3 separate regions of the Mus musculus genome follow, and regions 1 and 2 are each linked to region 3. Evidence: chromatin loops called from intact Hi-C (ENCODE). Cell type or tissue: gastrocnemius. All regions are shown on one strand.

Region 1 (2,500 bases), 280 kb before region 3:
AGCCTGACACATACACTGACTGCATAGTAGTCCCTCCTAGGAATGACTTTAAAAAATAGGCAAGGGGAAGTCCTCCCAACATGAAGAGCTTTAGACTTCATTATCCACTTTTGAGAAAAGGAAAGTGCCTTATGTGGGGATCCGTGCACAGTGGCAAAAGCCTAGGCCAAGGGCCCAGAAGGAGTAAGACTTTAAACATCAGGGACATTAACCGGCATCTTTTGCCTATAATTTCAGAATTTAAGGGGCCAAGGCAGGAAGAATATCATGAGTTTGAAACCAGTTCTGGGGAGAAAACTCGGGACCTCAACTCGGGGCTTCACTCATCCTAGGCAAGCATGAGTCCTTTTCTAGGATATTAGAACATCTAGTGCAGAACAGAAAACTTAGCAAAAACTTAGTCATCTTGTCTAAGATGACTCAGCAGGCTGTATCAGCCAACTTTTGTCATTGATCACCTAAGTACTGGAACAATTGGTGGCACTCAAACATGGTGGTTACTTCCATAAGTCCGGAGACTCTGTAGGTGCTCGAACTTGTGGACTCAGGTGCTCATCAAGACTGACTCGGTCATTTCCACTGATAAGTGTCTTGACCTGCAAGCCAGAGGCAAACACTAATTCCTGGATGGAGCACCATCCTTCAGAGAAAACAAGTAGCCATTTGACAGGAGTTGGTCACATTGCACAGTTCTAGCTTGGAACGAGAAAGGATTTACATTCATTAGAATTGATGCATATTCCAGATAGAGGTTTTGTTTTCCAGCATGTAGACCCTCAGCTACAATGTTTGGAGGCCCACTGGGTATTTGTGTCATTGACATGAGACTTTGTAGAACACTGTATTGCACTAGACAACCTACTTCACAACAATAGAGACATGAGGGAAAGCATTTGACCACGATTAGAAAGTATCAGATCTTTCCTAGACTACAGCATCAGATGGGGAGATGAGACCAACTTGTCAAGGAGGAGTTTTTGACACCTCTTGAAGATGATAGGCTGCCAGTGTGGGACACCTATCTCTAGGACCTTAAGTCAATGACCATTTCATGACACTGTGTCCTTAACATGTGGAATACAAGGGCATGATAACCAAAACATAGGAGGGAGGCACGGTCCCACCCCTATTCCTGAGGCCCTACCTGGGCAATTTGCACTTCCCATCCACTTACTAACAGTTTTGGCAAGATTAGAAGTTTGGCTCTAAGGAGAATGTTTCCACCAGGGGGCAGAGCAAGGGTTACCTTGTACCTCCAGACTTAAGTGTTTTCACTTCTAATAGAGGAAGGGCAAGAGACGTCATCTTGACAGGAGAAATGTATTCTGATCATCAGGAGGTAGAGCTATTGGTATGTAATGGGGCAAATGATTATGTGCTTACTGTCCTGGTGACCCATGTAGGTTCTGATGATGTTCCCCTGGCAAACAAGCGCAGCTTACACAGCACAGGATTACAGAGGTTGAGGAACAATGTTTGTTTACCAGAGCACATAAGCTATGCCAGCAGAGCAGGTGCCAGCTGAGGGAGAGGGTCATGTGGGATGGATGGGGTGAGATGGAGGGATGTGTAGCTGTGGTCTCAACACATCCCTCTGACCTTCCTCTCCAGGTTCTCCAGAAAAAGAGATGGCAAGACTCTTGCAGGCACTGTTCCCAACTGGGGCAATATTATTAGGCAGAGTAAGTGGGTTGGATTTTGCGACTGCAATAGGAGTGGTAATTCACTGCCAAGGTCCTTGCTCTGGACCCAACCTCTAGGATATAGGTTGTAGTCAGCTCACAGGTGTCCCTCGGCCCCACAGGGAACTGTACCCCACCCTCAACAGAGCCCAGATGCACCTACACTCTCTCTAGCACACCCAACGCCTGATTGATGGGGGAGAGGAGGAGTTGGGGCGATAGGGTCCAGCCCTTTTGTCTCAGTTCAGTCTGTCTTAGTCAGGGTTTCTATTCCTTCACAAACATCATGACCAAGAAACAAGCTGGGGAGGAAAGGGTTTATTCAGCTTACATTTCCACACTGCTGTTCATCACCAAAGGAAGTCAGGACTGGAACTCAAACAGGTCAGGAAGCAGGAGCTGATACAGAGGCCATGGAGGGATGTTACCTACTGACTTGCTTCTGCTGGATTGCTCAGCTTGCTCTCTTATAGAACCCAAGACTACCAGCCCAGGTATGGCACTACCCACAAGGGGCCCTTCCCTCTTGATCACTAATTGAGATAATGCCTTACAGCTGGGTCTCATGGAGGCGTTTCCTCACCTGAAACTCCTTTCTCTGTGATAACTCCAGCCTGTGTCAAGTGGACACAAAACCAGCCAGTACACAGTCCTAGCATCAAGTAACACCCCCAGCCCTTAGGTACCCATGGTCAGAGGCATCTGTTGCTGCTCTGAGAGGCATCTTCTTCTACACAGCCCTAGGCCCCACCCCTCCAAGGTACTTCACTGTGAGTGTGCTGCAGACATCTCTTCCTCGGAGTGTCTCCCAGGAACCT
Region 2 (2,500 bases), 690 kb before region 3:
ATGGTGCCGGGCAGCCAGTGAGGAGTGGCCGGCCGGGTGAGAAGGCGCCGTGCACGGCCTGTACAGCGGTGTTGCCTTCCTGTCCTGATCTGCTGTCAGGACCCTTGTGTCTCTGCCCACACCAAACAAGGAAATGGCAGGTAGGGGGACATGCTTAGCGATTAGCACAACCCAGAACTTTTGTTTTGAAAATGCAGCTCCTTTGGCCTCTGTCTCCTAGGACTGGGTACAAGGCCCTTTATCTTCTGCCCATCATTCAGTGCAGGGGAGCCTTACAAAATTAGAGCGCAAAGCCCCTAGGCCCCTCTGAGACCATCACGGTCACACTTGGTGGTAGGCGGATTTCTGAGTTCGAGGCCAGCCTGGTCTACAGAGTGAGTTCCAGGACAGCCAGGGCTACACAGAGAAACCCTGTCTCAAAAAAACCAAAAAAAAAAAAAAAAAAAAAAAAAAAAAAAAGGAAAGAAAAGCAAAGCAAAGCAAAGAAAACAAGAAAAAGCCCTGCCCTCTAAGGGTACATTGCCTGCCCTCTTAGGTGCTTCAGGCGGGAACATGCTGCTGCGGAGGATAACCTGAGGTGAGACACTTGGGAAGTTGGTTAACTTACACGTTCTTAAAGAAAAATGAGTAAGGTGTGTGGAGCCTCAGCTGGCTGCCTTCCACTCCTTAAAATAAGAACATTCTGTGGTCCAAGTGTTAAGTTTACCCCTCACCCCCACCCACAGTGGCATGTAACTGGGCCGGATCTGTCTGTTGCGATGCCTGAGCCCACTAGAAACCAAATGAGCCCTCCAGCCGGTCTAATCACTCTGATCTGTCATGGACCTTCTAGCTGGAAGAGTTATGCCATCATATTATCCCAACACTCATCACCATGTGGAGGACCCCCTTTACTAAATGATTTATTACTCTTAGCAGAATTCCTCTGGCTGCAGATTTTATTTCTGAGTCGCTCTGTTCAGCTCAATTGGTCTCCTTCAGTTACCGTGGCAACCAGCAGATGGGGTTCTTTGACAAGGGTCAGCGGGGAGGCTGCCTCAGTGTTAGAGGGAAGAGAAACTAAATAAAAAGCTTTCAGCACTGACAGGTTCTCTAGCCCATAGCCAGGAGTTGTTATCAAATTACTAGCATTAAAACCTAATTAAGATGTGTGCCAGTAGGTACACCGTAGTGACTGAATCTGGTTACTTAGCTGCCGTGGGCTCACTCTTCCTCCATCACACCTCTGTGACCAATTTGGCCACCCTAAGGATGGTCCAGTTGGAAGGAAATGGCGGAGGCCCTCACTTGACACCCTCCATGAGGGCTGAGGTCCCTAGAGCAGCAGGACTTTATTAGAAGAGAATCTTCCTCAAACAGGGCACTGTGCCTCCAAGCCCTGGGGCAGCGGCTAAGCAGAGCCCACACATGATAGCTGCATACCTTCCTTTAAGACTAGTGTTGGCTTAACTTGGGAGAGCTTCACCAAAGTGAAACTGAGCACCAAGTGCTCCAGACTGGAAAGGCAGCCTGACAGTGCAGAGGTTCTCTTCTGTAGCAGGCAGAGATGATAGCTTTAGGTCAGCAAGGAAACTGGTGGTTACTCTAGGTAGACTTGTGATCTATAGCAATAATAGAGTAAGGTAGTTGCCAGTAAGCAGTTCTGTAAGGGTTCACTTCTCTTTAGGAAACACTGCAACATCAAAGAGGAAAGGACAGTGGGGCGTGCCATTCACTGTGTGCTCAAAAAAGAATCCTGGATGGTAGAGCAGAGGACAGGAGGGGTGACATGGGACACTGAGGAAGGAAGCTCACTTGAGTCCAGTTCAGTACCAGCCTGGGCTACACAGCCAATATACTAAAGAACAGAAGGTTAAAGAGAGAACAAAAGCAAAGGGCCTGGAGAAGGTGGCTCTACAGTGAGAGCACCGGCTGATCCCCCAGAGGGTCCTGGTTTGATCCACAGCATCCACATGGTAGCTCACAGCTACCTGTCTAACTCCAGTTCAAGGGATTAACTCCCTCTCCTGGCCTCTGGAGGAACCACATCATATCCACCAGCAAAAACCCCCATATGTACATTAAAGTAAGGTGGGTGGGTGATTGTTTTGCTCTGTGTTTTCAAGACACGGGTTCTCTGTGTAGCCCTGGTTGTCCTGGAACTCTGTAGACCTGACTGGTCTTGAATTCAGAGATCTGCCTCTGCCTCCTCTGCCTCTGCCTCTGCCTCTGCCTCTGCCTCTGCCTCTGCCTCTGCCTCTGCCTCTGCCTCTGCCTCTGCCTCTGCCTCTGCCTCTGCCTCTGCCTCTGCCTCTGCCTCTGCCTCTGCCTCTGCCTCTGCCTCTGCCTCTGCCTCTGCCTCTGCCTCTGCCTCCCAAGTGCTGGGATGAAATGTGTATGTCACCACCACCTGGCTGCAAAGTAACTTTTTAAGGAGAAAGAACAACTGTGGAGAGGTGAGAGGGAGAGAGGAACCAGGTAGAGCAGGTCTTCCCCACAGAACTGGGATAGAGGGATGTGG
Region 3 (2,500 bases):
AACATTCAGTGATGCCCTAGGTAGTCCAGCAGGGTTGTGAGGAAGAACTGAAAATTCAGAGTACTGTTGGCTCTACCGCGTCTTAGTGATATTCACCATGGTCGTAATTTATCACCATCTTGCCTTCCAAATAGATAGATTAGTGTAAGCCTGTCCACCCAGCGAGCTTCTCCCATCTGCAGAGGGAGGAGGCAGCGGGACAGCTGCGGATGGGACCGTCAGCTCAAATTATGTAACAGTAGCGGAGAAAGGCAGAGGCTTTCTCAATTTAGGCTTCTTGAGACTAGCGTTACCACGAGTTTCTCTACCCTAAACTCTCACCACACACAGCAAAGATGGCTTTGTCCCCAGGGCAGTTAATCCACGTAGCAAAGGGATCCCATAGGCATTGCCAGAGATCTTGGGGTAATTGAGACCCGACAGCAGATAAATCCTGCAGAATCAGGACCACTTTCTCTCTCCAAAGCCCTAAAGTGAGGAGCGGCTTTCCAAAAGCTCAAGCTTCTAAGCTTGTTTATCCCCGTTTGTGGCCGACGAGTCCTCCGTCCTGGACTACAGAGCCCTGCTCCCCCCTCCTCCCCTTAGTACTCATTCAGAGAAGTGACCCCAGTTGGCAGCCCAAGCTGCATAGACTGCAGTCAAATAACACCCAGATGAAACTGCAGCTGATGGCTGGCCTTTTCCATCAGTGGCTGCTGTGTGCAGCTCTCTCCTGGCCTCCTGAGGTTCAAATGCCCGCCTGATTTTGCCCTGGAAGCATCCCAGCCCAAACATGGAACAAAAGTTCCCTCTGACAAGCCTGTTTGGATTCCAAAGTATGTTTTTATGCTTGCTGGCAAATAGAACCATCACCAGCAACAATAACAACACTGTCTCCCCTCACTGAAGCGACTTCATTTCTTCACATTTGTTCCAGAGCTGGACAGATGAATAATGTTCGCTAAGGGGCTGGCCCAAGTCCTGACCTCCTGCCTCCAAGAGCAAACAGAAGTGACACACAGGCTTATCTGAACTTTCAGTTGCTTGATTCAAAACAGAAAGAGAGAAAAGTTGCTATTTAACCTATGTAGCCACCTAAGGGCTTTTGTTTTGTTTTTCCTTTATTCCTTAGTTGTTTATTATTATTATTATTATTATTATTATTATTATTATTATTATTATTGTTATTATTTATTCATAGCTTTCATTTGTCTTCTTCAGCAAAAGAGGACCTTACTACTGGTGCCCCAATGAAGCCAGTTTCTCAAAGACCGAGATTAACCTGACATCTTGTGGCCATACTGGGTATATACAAGTCTAGACAAACCAGCCCCTTATAAAATTAGGGAAGGGATACAGAAAATGTTTGAAAGGGTCTTCAAAAATATTTCCCGTGGTGTTTTATTTAAGACATCTCAGGAAGTCATGTAGTATGTCTTGGGAAAACCACACACAGGACGATATTTAAGTACCAAGTAACTACTTGTCTCTCTCTCTCTCTCTCTCTCTCTCTCTCGCTTGAACAGATCACTTCACTCTAATGATTGGCTTCTCATCTGTAAAATAGAGTTCATGATAAATATTATTATACTTTTCTGAGGCTTATATAAGATAAAGCAAATCAAATGACTGTTAACGATTGAGGGTAGCTTAGTGCTAGAGGCCAGGCTTGGCATGCAGGAGGTCTTGTGTTCAGTTTCAATACCAAAACCAAACCAAAATAATAACATTTAAACGTTACATACACTATGAGAACACTAAGGATTCCTAGAAGTAGAGTCTAAACTCATACTTGGTTAAATTTCTTCAAAAACCCAAAACCTGTTTTGATGCCTAACCCCAATATAGCATAAAGCCCTGGCCTCAGAATAGATAAAGAGAACAAATCCACACAGTCATATGCTTTCCTAAATATACCCACTGCCAAATTCTCTCTCGTGTTTTTTGTGATGTAAGTACAGCCATTTTCTTTGGTCTTTCCACTTAGGGCCATCAAGTGAACCGTGAGGAAGGGGTAGGAGTCTTGAGGAGTTAAATCATCACAGATCACGTGGTGCCTGACTGGCGGTGGGGCTTGAGAACCTGTGCCTTCTGTTTACAGTGCTGGGAGGAAGGTCTTGGTGTGATTGTGATGTTAGAGATCAAACCTTTGTCTTGATTTATTTTTAAAGATGTATCCATTTTTTTTTATTTATATGAGTACACAGTAGCTGTCTTCAGACACACCAAAAGAGTGCATCGGATCCCATTACAGATGGTTGTGAGCCACCATGTGGGTGCTGGGAATTGAACTCAGGAGCTCTGGAAGAGCAGTCAGTGTTCCTAACAGCTGAGCCATCTCTCCAGACCTAAACCTTTTGTTTTGTAAGTGTACCAAGTGCTAAACATGTTCTCTATCACTAGGTCACACCTCTGTTTGTACCTCATCTTCTGGAAAAAGCAGGAGTCCAACACAGCAGCCCCAGAAGCTCCTGGGTGTCTGTGTCCCACAAGGGTGATGCAGGGTGACTCATCGAATACA

Evidence for each region. A loop is a pair of places that touch in the nucleus more often than their neighbours do. Peaks named below come from ENCODE experiments on the same cell type or tissue, not always from the same donor. Only the 100,000 strongest peaks of a DNase experiment are listed, where the experiment ranks them.
Region 1: it touches region 3 in a loop (7-fold over the local background); 27 of 42 quality-filtered maps call a loop at or near these places.
Region 2: it touches region 3 in a loop (2.5-fold over the local background); 3 of 42 quality-filtered maps call a loop at or near these places.

What each region holds. Positions count from the first base shown.
Region 1 is chr1:177,407,655-177,410,154 of GRCm38, forward strand. No RefSeq gene overlaps it. Among named protein-coding and RNA genes, the nearest start is that of Zbtb18, 33 kb to the right of the region's middle. In gastrocnemius, a CTCF peak has its summit at 1,217 (motif pointing right); no DNase peak of the experiment used is centred here.
Region 2 is chr1:176,998,279-177,000,778 of GRCm38, forward strand. The region is part of intron 16 of Sdccag8 (serologically defined colon cancer antigen 8); the gene reads left to right. Among named protein-coding and RNA genes, the nearest start is that of Gm15423, 59 kb to the left of the region's middle. In gastrocnemius, a CTCF peak has its summit at 996; DNase peaks (open chromatin) are centred at 33, 746, 1,008 and 1,312; H3K4me3 peaks cover 403 bases.
Region 3 is chr1:177,683,846-177,686,345 of GRCm38, forward strand. No RefSeq gene overlaps it. Among named protein-coding and RNA genes, the nearest start is that of 2310043L19Rik, 42 kb to the left of the region's middle. In gastrocnemius, a CTCF peak has its summit at 1,277 (motif pointing left); DNase peaks (open chromatin) are centred at 236, 635, 911 and 1,258; H3K4me3 peaks cover 926 bases; H3K27ac peaks cover 973 bases.